Linked DNA regions of Homo sapiens: region 2 is linked to region 1. A link is a loop called in an ENCODE intact Hi-C map of the cell type or tissue named here. Cell type or tissue: CD4-positive, alpha-beta T cell. All regions are shown on one strand. Region 1 holds the start of ZNF141 (zinc finger protein 141). Region 2 overlaps PDE6B (phosphodiesterase 6B).

Region 1 (5,000 bases):
GATTACCAGGACTGGGCCCCAGCCAAGGATTTGACATCACCTTATTTGCCTACTATAGGGATGAACTAGGTGGTCAAGTGGCCGTATTATTTCACTGTATTAATACAAATACACCTTCCAGCCCTGGGAAGCAGCATACAATTGCCAAGAGACGTTAGAATGCTGCTGGAGGATTCCAGGGTCTCACAGTCTGGATTTTAGAGTCCTGAATTTTAGACTTTTCAAGGACATGTGCTCCTCTGGGGTTCAGGCATAATAGACTATATTTACCGATGGTGACTGTGTGCATGACGCCATAACATGTTACACTATTAACTCACTTAAGGGACTCCATGAGGCAGGTACTGCTATCTTCACTTTACAGAGGACACTGAGCACAGGCAAGTAACTTCCCCATGGTCACACAGCTGGAAATAGCAGAGCAGCTGGGATGTGCACCCAGAGTCTGTGTACTTAGCCACAGTGCAATCCTGCATAACTACAAAACAAACTTATGTGTGTGAGCATCTATCCGCCCAAGCAGACAAGTGTCAAACTACGCGAATGCTGTCCAAGCACTGCGTGAGCATACACTTCTCTGAAAGCGTTCTGCTCATCAACAGGGCCAGCCAGTGACTTTTCTGATCGCTTAATGCACCTATCCAGTCTCTTCACAGGCGGCTCCTGGGGTCTGCCGGGGGTGCTGGCGTCGGGTTGGCCCTGGCGCTGTCCCCAGCCCCCACTCCCCAGGCCCTGCAGCGCCATGAGGTCGGACTCCTGGGCGTGTCCTGGGTTCTGACCCACCCGCGACGCCAGCTGCCCGCGCCCGGAGCGGATGGGCCTGGCCCGGCTCCACCCCGCGGGGCTCCGCGGCTCAACGGGTCGCCCAGGGGCGCGGGCCCGGCTTCGTCCTCGACGGTGTCCGCCCCGGCCCTGGCTAGGCCGACGGCAGCCGGGTCCGGGTGGGGCTCGGGCTCGGGGCGCGCCCCTCCCATCTCTCCAGGGTCCGCGTCCTCGCTGCCGCCAGGTCCCGCCGAGATCCCCGGTGGCCCCGGCTCCAGCGGCTGCAGCGTCGCCATCGCCGGGCAGACCCCGGCCGACCTCAAAGCGACCGCGCGGTGGGGCCGGCGGGGACTGGGGCTGCGCAGCGCGGCCTGGGGTGGGGGCGGCGGGGCCCCCAGGAGCTCCTGGGAACCGAGGGTCCTGGGGCGGTCCCGCCCCGCACAGCTCCGGGTGAGCTTGGGGAGGGAGACACACTCTCAGCCCACCTCGCCCCGCCCGACAGCGCTCCGAGTCCTGAGTCCCCTCACCCCCATTCTACAGACACGAAGGTGAAGCCAAAGACGGGACGCTCACTTCCTGAGAATTTGCTGCCTGCTGCGTGGACACCACCGACCTATTGTTTACAGCGGTCAGGGACCCGCCCCCCAGACCCCCAGGACCGCGCTTCCGGGGGAGGAGGGTGTCCTCAGCAACGGTGACCCGCACCAAAGCCCTCCTCACCGGGGTCACCGCCACAGCCGGTGCGAGGCCCGCAGGGCGCTGGGGATGCGCGACCGACTCCCGTGAACCTGCTCCTCGCGCGTCAGGGAGAGCTGTGCACCCAACTAGGCTCTGTGAGGACGGACTGAGGTCGGCCTGCAGGCTGCGGCCCCGAAGGCAGGATTTGTGGAGAGATGATTCGCGAGCCTTGGAGGAAGGATGGGCTGTGCGTGCGTGGGTGCGTGCGTGTGTGTGTGTGTGTGTCTGTGACTTTTGTATGTTTATGTGAGACTGCGTACGTGCGCGCGTCTGTGTGTGCGCGCGCGCGTATATGTCTGTGTGTGTGCGTGCGTGTATAATTTCTAAATGGACGTCACCTTACACATCACAAGGTTAAAAAATGACCCCTGGGCTGTGCCAGGCCAAGCACGAAGAGAAAGCCCCGCCTGAAACTGCCTGGAGGCCCCCCGGCTGTCACTCTCGCCACATTCCGTGGAGTATGTGGTTGCAACTTCTGTCACTCAAGGTCTGATGGCGGGGAGATTGGAGCCGTATCCAATCAGCGCACTGGAGTGAAAACTGCCCAATCAGGCACGCAGCCAGAGAGGAGGCGGTGGCTTCCGGGATGTGGCGCGGGTCTTTGCGTCTGGCTACTACCAGACCGCGGGTTAGGGGCTTCATCTCTCTGCGTTCTCAGTTGTGGGAGGCCTTGGTGATTCGGCCACAGCTCAGCCTCCGTCGCTCTGTGACCTGCGGGTATTGGATGATTGGTAGCTAAGACTCCCGAATACTTCAGAAGTGGGGAAATGGTGAGTGTGCGGGGCAGGGCGTCCCAAGGCTGAGGAGGTCTCATCGGAGCTGGCGGGAAATGGCGGCGGGACCGAGTCTGCGAACGGAGTCCCCGCTGCCGCCGCTCAGCCCTGGGGCCTCAGTACCCTCCGGTGAGGGACCTGGGCTCCTGTCGGTCCCCGCACAGCGGCTCTGGCCCAGCCTGCAGCCCTCCTTGTGCAGCTCTGCGCCCGCAGCCCCGCACCTTCCCCAGGCTGTGGGGTGAGGAGTAGCTTATCTGGAAGCCGCCCGCGCGGCGTGCGCGATGCCGGCGTGGGAGGAGCTGTGGGAGAAGCTGTGGTCTGGGGATCCCGTCCCTGCTTTACCCTGTTCGGAATGAGATCGAGGCCCCATCAAAACAGAGTTCATGTGAGCAAATGGGGACTCATTAATGGGACAGCGCCGGCCGTGGCTCGTGGTTTGGGGGCTGCCAGCGGGTCTTGAAGGAAAAGCTTTTGTGAGGTGTGTGAGGAAGCGAAGCAAATCACCCGCCCGCTCCAACTTGCCCACCAGTCTCCTTGCCCTGTGCGCCTCCTCCGCGTGGCTGTTCCTGAGTGGCATCTTTTAGAATACGCTAGTGTGGGCGCGCACAGCGCTTCGCTGAGTTCTGTGAGTAGTTCTGTCATATTATTGAACTTGAGGAGGGTGTGGGCCCCTGGTTTGTAGACAGGTGTTCAGAAATGAAGACGGGTGTCCAGAGGCAGGGACTGGCGTCTGCAGGGGGGCAGCTGCGGGAAGAGCGCTGAGCTTGTGGGGTCTGTGCTGACTCCGGGTGGTGTCGTTAGTGAGTTGTTGGACAGCCCGTTGGGGTCGGAGCATTGACTGGTGTTGAGCAAACTCCTCACGTTTCCTGTCAGAAGAAAGACATGGCTGAGCCTGGGCTGGAGGGAGTCGCAGGTGTCCGCGGGAGACCAGCCGGGTTCTGCACATGCACTGTCCTGCTGCGCACTGTTCTGTTCCTCCAGGTCTCCTCCCGGGGAGAGAGGGCGCTGAGAACTTGGAGGAAAGGAGTTCTGAGAAACATCCCTTCCCTGCACCCTGCTGCCAGCCCCCACCCAATGCTAACCCACTCCTGAGCCCGCCCATTGGGCATTCGCACGGCCACACTTGTCCCAGGACAGGGTTCTACCCTCAGGAATTGTGCCCATGGCAGCTTTGCTCCTAGGTTTTTCTCCCAAGAACACACACAGTGCCCAGAAGACTCCTGGTTCATTTTAACCCCAGATCTGTAGCAGGAATCTGTTTTCTTCACCCACCCAGGCTTTTGGACCACCTGATCCTAATCTCCTCTGCCTTTATGGGCTCAGGAATCAGTTAGAGCTTAGCCCTGCCTGGGCCTGAACTTGTAGCACAAACCAGTCCTTTCGTCAATCCTGCCTTGCCCCCACTCAAGGCTCTTGATAGCACCTTTCTTCTGCTCTTTTCTTCCCCACAAATCCTCTTTCCTGTGCACACAGTTTGCTCAAGTGCATCCCTCATGTGCTACAAGAATTCAACGTTAGTGAGTTCAAGACCATGCCTTTAGACCTGCCTGTTGTAGGACCAAATACAAATCAGAAGAGGCTTAATGCTTTCTCTTTAGAATGAGGAAAGAATTTTTACTCTTCTCCCTTAAAGCATTTAGTTTGAAAACTTTTATATTTAAATATTTTCTCTGCTTCTTTGAAATATATATAACTCATTTTAATCTGTTAACTAGGTGATTTGTCTTTTTTGACTCAAAATTGTCTTTAGGACATGGAAACTATTGCTTTGAAATGTGCATAGCAAGAATATATAACCTATTCCGCAATTTCTGTAGCAGAGTAGGAGGCTGCCTTCAGCAGGTACCTGCCTTCACATATCAAATCTACCTCCTGTCCTGAAGCTGTGGGAAGTTTATTTTCCCTTTGAATATTACCAATTAGGAAACCCGGATGACCTCCCAAATTACTAGGTGAAAGTGTAATAAACTATGTATGATACATGGTACTGTCAAGTCTTCTACTTGAGAGCTAATTATGGTGACTTTCTTTGTTTTGGCAGTCTCTTAGTAGACTGCCTGTAATGCACACCACATTTTGTTTAATTCTCTAACAACACATTTTCTTGCTGTTCTATTATTTTGGACAGTATTTTAGGATTGTAGATGATTTTGCTGTTATATTTTCCACACGCTGTCAAGAATTACTAGATGTTATACACAAAGTGCCCACCAGGCTTCGTTTTAGAGAAGAACCTTCTTTCTCAGGATTCCAGTCACAACCCACAGTTGTGCAGCAAAGTGCACGAAGTGCAGCAAAGTGCTCCCCAAAGCTGCAAACAAAATGATCTCTCTATTTGGGATCTACAATCCCTTCTATAGCAGTTTGACTAGATTTCTACAAAAATGACTTTTTAGGATAGCGATCAGTTTTTCCACCTCTTTCAGTGTGCCAATGATCTTCAGATCTGACACTGATTCAGAAATCATGGGGCCCATAAATCCAGCGAGGTTCACACATGTGCATTGATTAAACCTGAGAACTTCCATTCTCTCCCTTCTCCCCTTGCCCAAATGCCCACAAATGTGCTTACCAGCCCTCCAAGTCTTAAATGTGCAGTTCCAAATTCTGAGTTTATGTCCTGGGATTTGAGAGAAGAACAGAACTTTTGTTTGAGAAATACAAGTTCTTTTAATTACGAGACCAAGTGATGTGTTAAAATGAGACCACAGTCCTACCGTTCCCCTC
Region 2 (5,000 bases), 330 kb after region 1:
ATGGTAGTTAGATGGTTGGATAAGTGAATGGATAGGTGGATGGATGGAGAAGTGGGTGGATGAGTGATAGATGAGTAGGTGGGTCAATTAATGAATTAATAGATGGGTCAATGAATGGGTGAATGGATGGGTGGACAGCAGATGGATGGTGAATGGATAGATTTAAAGTTTTATTATTAGGAGTTCCAAGCAATTTGATCATTAGGCACATCATCTGGCAATAACAGGGGATTTGGTGTGGGGTGCTGAGGAGATAGAAGCATCCCATCACCTAAACAGAAAGCACAAAGTGGCCCCCCTGGTTTGGCCACAGCAGCACTCCTCGGAGACCCCCTGGGGAGGCGGGATGGCTTTCCCAGCCCTCGTCCACAGCTCTGTGCCCTCCCTGGGTTCTCCTGCCCTGCCCTGCTTCCAACATCTCAAGGGGCTTCCCACAGCCCTAGGAAGAGAATCCTCTTTTCTCATGCCCCTCTGAGAACAGGTGCAGCAGGCCAGCATTTTCAAAAGAAGTTTTACTAAATACTAAGGGAAAACACTCAAGAAAAAATGTATAGAAAATATTTGCAGAATAAAAAATATTTCCAAATAATTTTCTGACCCTAAAAATCACAATGGCCGCAGGAAGAGCCTCCTGGCGATGTCCGCAGGGCAAGAGAGACCAGCATTCTCTTGCCCTGCGGACATCGGTTCTCCCACCCCAGCCTGCAGCCCACACATTCTGCTCATTCAAATGTCCATGCCTAAAACCAACATCTTAAAATATGCTGCATCCCCAGGGGTCCTCCTCCCAGCTTGAGGCCAGGCAGTCGGATGGAGGCTGGGCGGCCCCTGAAGGCTGGGGCTGTTCTCAGCTCCTGCCCTACCTGGCTCCACCCCATAGGTGCCAATGTGGCAGCCCCTACCCAGGAAGGCCAGCAGAGGCCAGTGGGAAACGCAGGGATGGGGAAGATCGGGAAGTCCAGGAGACGGTGTGGGGATGATGGCACGGAGCAGGGCTTCCACTGTGAAGTCAGCCACAGGTGCCGCTCTGGCGGGACTTACACGCTTGCCGCCGGAGCCCTGTGTCCTCTCGGCTCCCCCAGGTCCTGGTGCGGTTCCTGTTCTCCATCAGCAAAGGGTACCGGAGAATCACCTACCACAACTGGCGCCACGGCTTCAACGTGGCCCAGACGATGTTCACGCTGCTCATGGTACGTGGCTGCCAGAATCACCAGGGTTGTGCAGGCCCTCCTGGTACCAAGGGCAGCACTCAAGCACCCCGAGGGATGAGATGGGGGTCCTCCCAGGGCAGAAGGATGGAGGAGGGCAACGCCCTCTGACACCGTGCACCGCGCACCCCAGCCCTGCGGTGGTCGGAGGTCCAACCTCCAACCCGACGCCTAGGTCATCCCAACCCCTCACCACTCCCCACCCTGCTGGAGCCAGGACCGGTGAGCAAGGTGGCCCTGTCTCTACAGACCGGCAAACTGAAGAGCTACTACACGGACCTGGAGGCCTTCGCCATGGTGACAGCCGGCCTGTGCCATGACATCGACCACCGCGGCACCAACAACCTGTACCAGATGAAGTAGGCACCTCAGGGCGGGCATGTGAATTAGCCCTAAATCAACTCCACGCCCTTGGCGTGAATTAGGCTTCGCATAGCAGGCTATGTAGAAAGTGGAGTCCACGGCCAGGCCCCGTACTCCAGCACTGTGGGAGGCCAAGGCGAGGGGATTGCTTGAGCCCAGGAGTTCGAGACCAGCCTGGGCAACATGGCAAGAGCTCTCCTCTACAAAAACTTAAAAAAAAAAAAAAAAAAAAAAGCTGTGTATGGTGGCGCACACCTGTGGTCCCAGCTACTTAGGAGGCTGAGGTGGGAGGATCACTTGAGCCCAGGAGGTCAAGGCTGTATTGAGCCATGATTGCACCACTGCACTCCAGAGTGGGTGACAGAGGCAGACCCTGTCTCAAAAAAAAGAAAGTGGGGCCCATCTGGGGGGGCTGCAGAGCGCAGGGTGGGCCAAGGGCAGGTCCCACGGGCCTCACCTCCACCACCTGTGTAACAGGTCCCAGAACCCCTTGGCTAAGCTCCACGGCTCCTCGATTTTGGAGCGGCACCACCTGGAGTTTGGGAAGTTCCTGCTCTCGGAGGAGGTTGGTATACTCACCCTCGGTTTCTGCTGTGGGCGCTGGGGACGCAGCGTCCGCAGGACGGCAGGGCCGTATCCTGCGGAGCAGGGTTCTGATGCAGCGGGTGAGCACTGGGTGTGTGAGCACTGGGGGAGGGCGGCAGAGAAGGCGGAGGGCCGAGGCTGAGGGCAGGTGCATCGGAGGCCCTGGGAAAACGCTTGTGGGGAAGACAACTGGAAAGGGCCCCTCATGGGGTGGGGTGGAAGCCGAAGGGGAAGCGGCCCGGGACCCACCAGCGGGGGAATGAAGGGCAGCCGAGCCCTGAGCGGCCCCCAAGGACCTGGACACTCAGTGGACCCCTCCCTGCGCTCCCCGGTGGTGACCTCTGAGGCCATCTGCGTCCCAAGCCGACGATGGAGCCGCTGGTGGAGAGCTGGGCACCCTGAGGAGGGCCCTGAGCAGCAGGCGGATTAGGGGTCCCGCCCACCGAGGGCCCGAGGGCGGGGGCGTGAGAGGCACAGGCAGCCGAGGCGGAAGGGGCGGGGTCCCCGGGCACCCTGAGAGGTGGCCGCAGGGCGCCTGACGCGCTGGGCATAACCTCCGCAGACCCTGAACATCTACCAGAACCTGAACCGGCGGCAGCACGAGCACGTGATCCACCTGATGGACATCGCCATCATCGCCACGGACCTGGCCCTGTACTTCAAGTGCGCGCCTTCCGGGAGGGGGCGCCTCGCGGGGCGGGCGGGTAGCCTGGGACCCCCGGCAGACACGGGGGCGCAGCGGCGGCACAGCCCGGGGGACGCAGCCCCGGATTCCGTCCCTGCCCGCCGGCCCCGCGCACCCCGGATGGGGCCTCGCTCGGGCTCCGCGCCTCCCTGCAGACGGGCGCTTGGGGCGGGGTCTCCACACTTGCTCCCACCTGCACCTCCCTTGTTCCCTGGGTTCAGGAAGAGAGCGATGTTTCAGAAGATCGTGGATGAGTCCAAGAACTACCAGGACAAGAAGAGCTGGGTGGAGTACCTGTCCCTGGAGACGACCCGGAAGGAGATCGTCATGTGAGCGCGGGCGGAGGGGGCACGAGGGGTCCTTCCCTCGCAGGGACCGGGCCCACTCACCAGCTGGTTAACCCTGCAGCCCTCCCCAGACGCTCTGGAGCAGGAAGAGCCCGTCGCGGCAGCTTGTCGAGGGCTGTGAAACAAATGCGCCGTCCTTATTTCCCCCCAGCTCTCAGGGAGATGGTGCAGAGCTGGGGAGCACACAGGCCCTGCATTGGTCTGTAGCCCTTGGCAGTAACTTACTTCATTTTGACCTTCCACTTTTTCACCTGTAAAATGGTGATTCACAACCAGCCCCTCCCCAGGCTGGTCCCAGGGACCCAGTGAGAAAATACACATAAACCCAGCACTTGGGAGGCCGAGGGGAGTGGATCACCTGAGGTCAGGAGTTCGAGATCAGCCTGGCCAACATGGTGAAACCCCGTCTCTACCGAAAATACAAAAATTAGCCGGGCGTGGTGGCGGGCGCCTGTAATCCCAGCTACTCGGGAGGCTGAGGCACAAGAATCGGGAGGCGGAGGTTGCAGTGAGCTGAGATTGCGCCATTGCACTCCAGCCTGGGCAACAGAGCAAGACTCCATCTCAAAAAAGAAAACACATATAAACCACCTGCCCTCAGGAGACGCCCATCAGCACTCGTGCCCGGTTTGTGTCTGCAGGGCCATGATGATGACAGCCTGCGACCTGTCTGCCATCACCAAGCCCTGGGAAGTCCAGAGCAAGGTTAGAACAGAGGGCCCTCCAGACCCAGAGTCAGTGCCTCTCAGCACATGGGACTGCCGGGCGGGCGGGAGCCTCGGATGGCAACGGACCATTGTTTGCAAGGAGCTCTGAGGGCCACCTCGGGGCCAGGCCAGGGCGGCAAGGATGGGGGTACTGCAGTGTGTCTACATGGCTCAACCGGAGCCCTGTGTGGTGGGGACCCCGGGGGTCTGGGGCGGAGAAGACCGAGGCTCGGAGCCTCACGGGGCGGGCCCGGGCCCTTCCGCGTGGGCTCAGAGCTCCACAGACAGCTGCCTTCCTGTGCCTCCAGGTCGCACTTCTCGTGGCTGCTGAGTTCTGGGAGCAAGGTGACTTGGAAAGGACAGTCTTGGATCAGCAGCCCATTGTGAGTGCTGCTTCTGGAACCTTCCACTCCTGAAACGGGTGTTAGAGACCCCTCTTGGTCCTCAGGAGCCTCAGGTCCTGGCTTGGTCTCAGGCAGGGGGTTCTGAGGTCGTGGGGTCCTTATCTCACTTTGTGGGATCATGTGACATGCGTGTGGGTGGCTCGGACCTGGGTACAGCTGTGGCTTGGGTGATGCTTATGCAGAGGTGACGTCGTTGGCACTGGAGGAACCAGGGCCACCCGCTCATCACCAGGAGCCTCTGGGTCCAGGCAGCTCTGCAGGTGAACCCCAGCAGGGCCGCGAGCCATGCACCAAGAAAGCCCTGGGGAGGGTGCTGGGGCAGAGAACGCATGGGGGGCGTCCCGGGCCCACACAGTGGTATGATGGACAATGCCAGGGTCCTCAGGTCAGCAGCGGGGTCTGGATACCTCCTGGCAGCAGGAGAGGTGCCAGCAAATGGGAGAGTCAGGATAGGCGCCAGGAACAGGAGAGGCAGGGCTGCCCCAGCCCCACGTGGACCAGGTGGGAGCTGTGGTTTCTCACACACCCGCTCTGGTGGGCGGCGAGGGGCTCTCTGGAGCCTGCAGTGGAGAGGGCTTAGGCCAGGTGCAGCCTCGGCAGGAAAGGGGGCATTGGTTGGTCAGCAAAGCCCCACAGGGGAAGGACAGGCAGCAGGTCCATCCCCCGCGCCCGGCCTCTAGAGTCCTGCATGGTTCACCCTC

Evidence for each region. Peaks named below come from ENCODE experiments on the same cell type or tissue, not always from the same donor. Only the 100,000 strongest peaks of a DNase experiment are listed, where the experiment ranks them.
Region 2: a loop joins it to region 1, with 4 times the contacts of the local background. A loop is called at or near these places in 17 of 110 quality-filtered maps.

What each region holds. Positions count from the first base shown.
Region 1 is chr4:335,717-340,716 of GRCh38, forward strand. It overlaps ZNF141 (zinc finger protein 141), which reads left to right and starts at 2,098. Exons shown (of 4, transcript NM_003441.4): 1 at 2,098-2,270. The coding sequence starts at 2,268. RefSeq lists silencers at 808-867, 1,098-1,207 and enhancers at 1,222-1,737, 1,843-2,803, 1,848-1,947. In CD4-positive, alpha-beta T cell, no CTCF peak of the experiment used is centred here; DNase peaks (open chromatin) are centred at 745, 1,955 and 2,545; H3K4me3 peaks cover 2,735 bases; H3K27ac peaks cover 1,503 bases.
Region 2 is chr4:661,052-666,051 of GRCh38, forward strand. PDE6B (phosphodiesterase 6B) reads left to right here. Exons shown (of 22, transcript NM_000283.4): 13 at 1,083-1,190; 14 at 1,458-1,567; 15 at 2,049-2,136; 16 at 2,719-2,819; 17 at 3,063-3,170; 18 at 3,830-3,893; 19 at 4,204-4,278. Among named protein-coding and RNA genes, the nearest start is that of PDE6B-AS1, 8.4 kb to the left of the region's middle. RefSeq lists an enhancer at 2,322-2,914 and a silencer at 2,509-2,978. In CD4-positive, alpha-beta T cell, no CTCF peak of the experiment used is centred here; DNase peaks (open chromatin) are centred at 2,630 and 3,170; H3K4me3 peaks cover 1,703 bases; H3K27ac peaks cover 1,067 bases.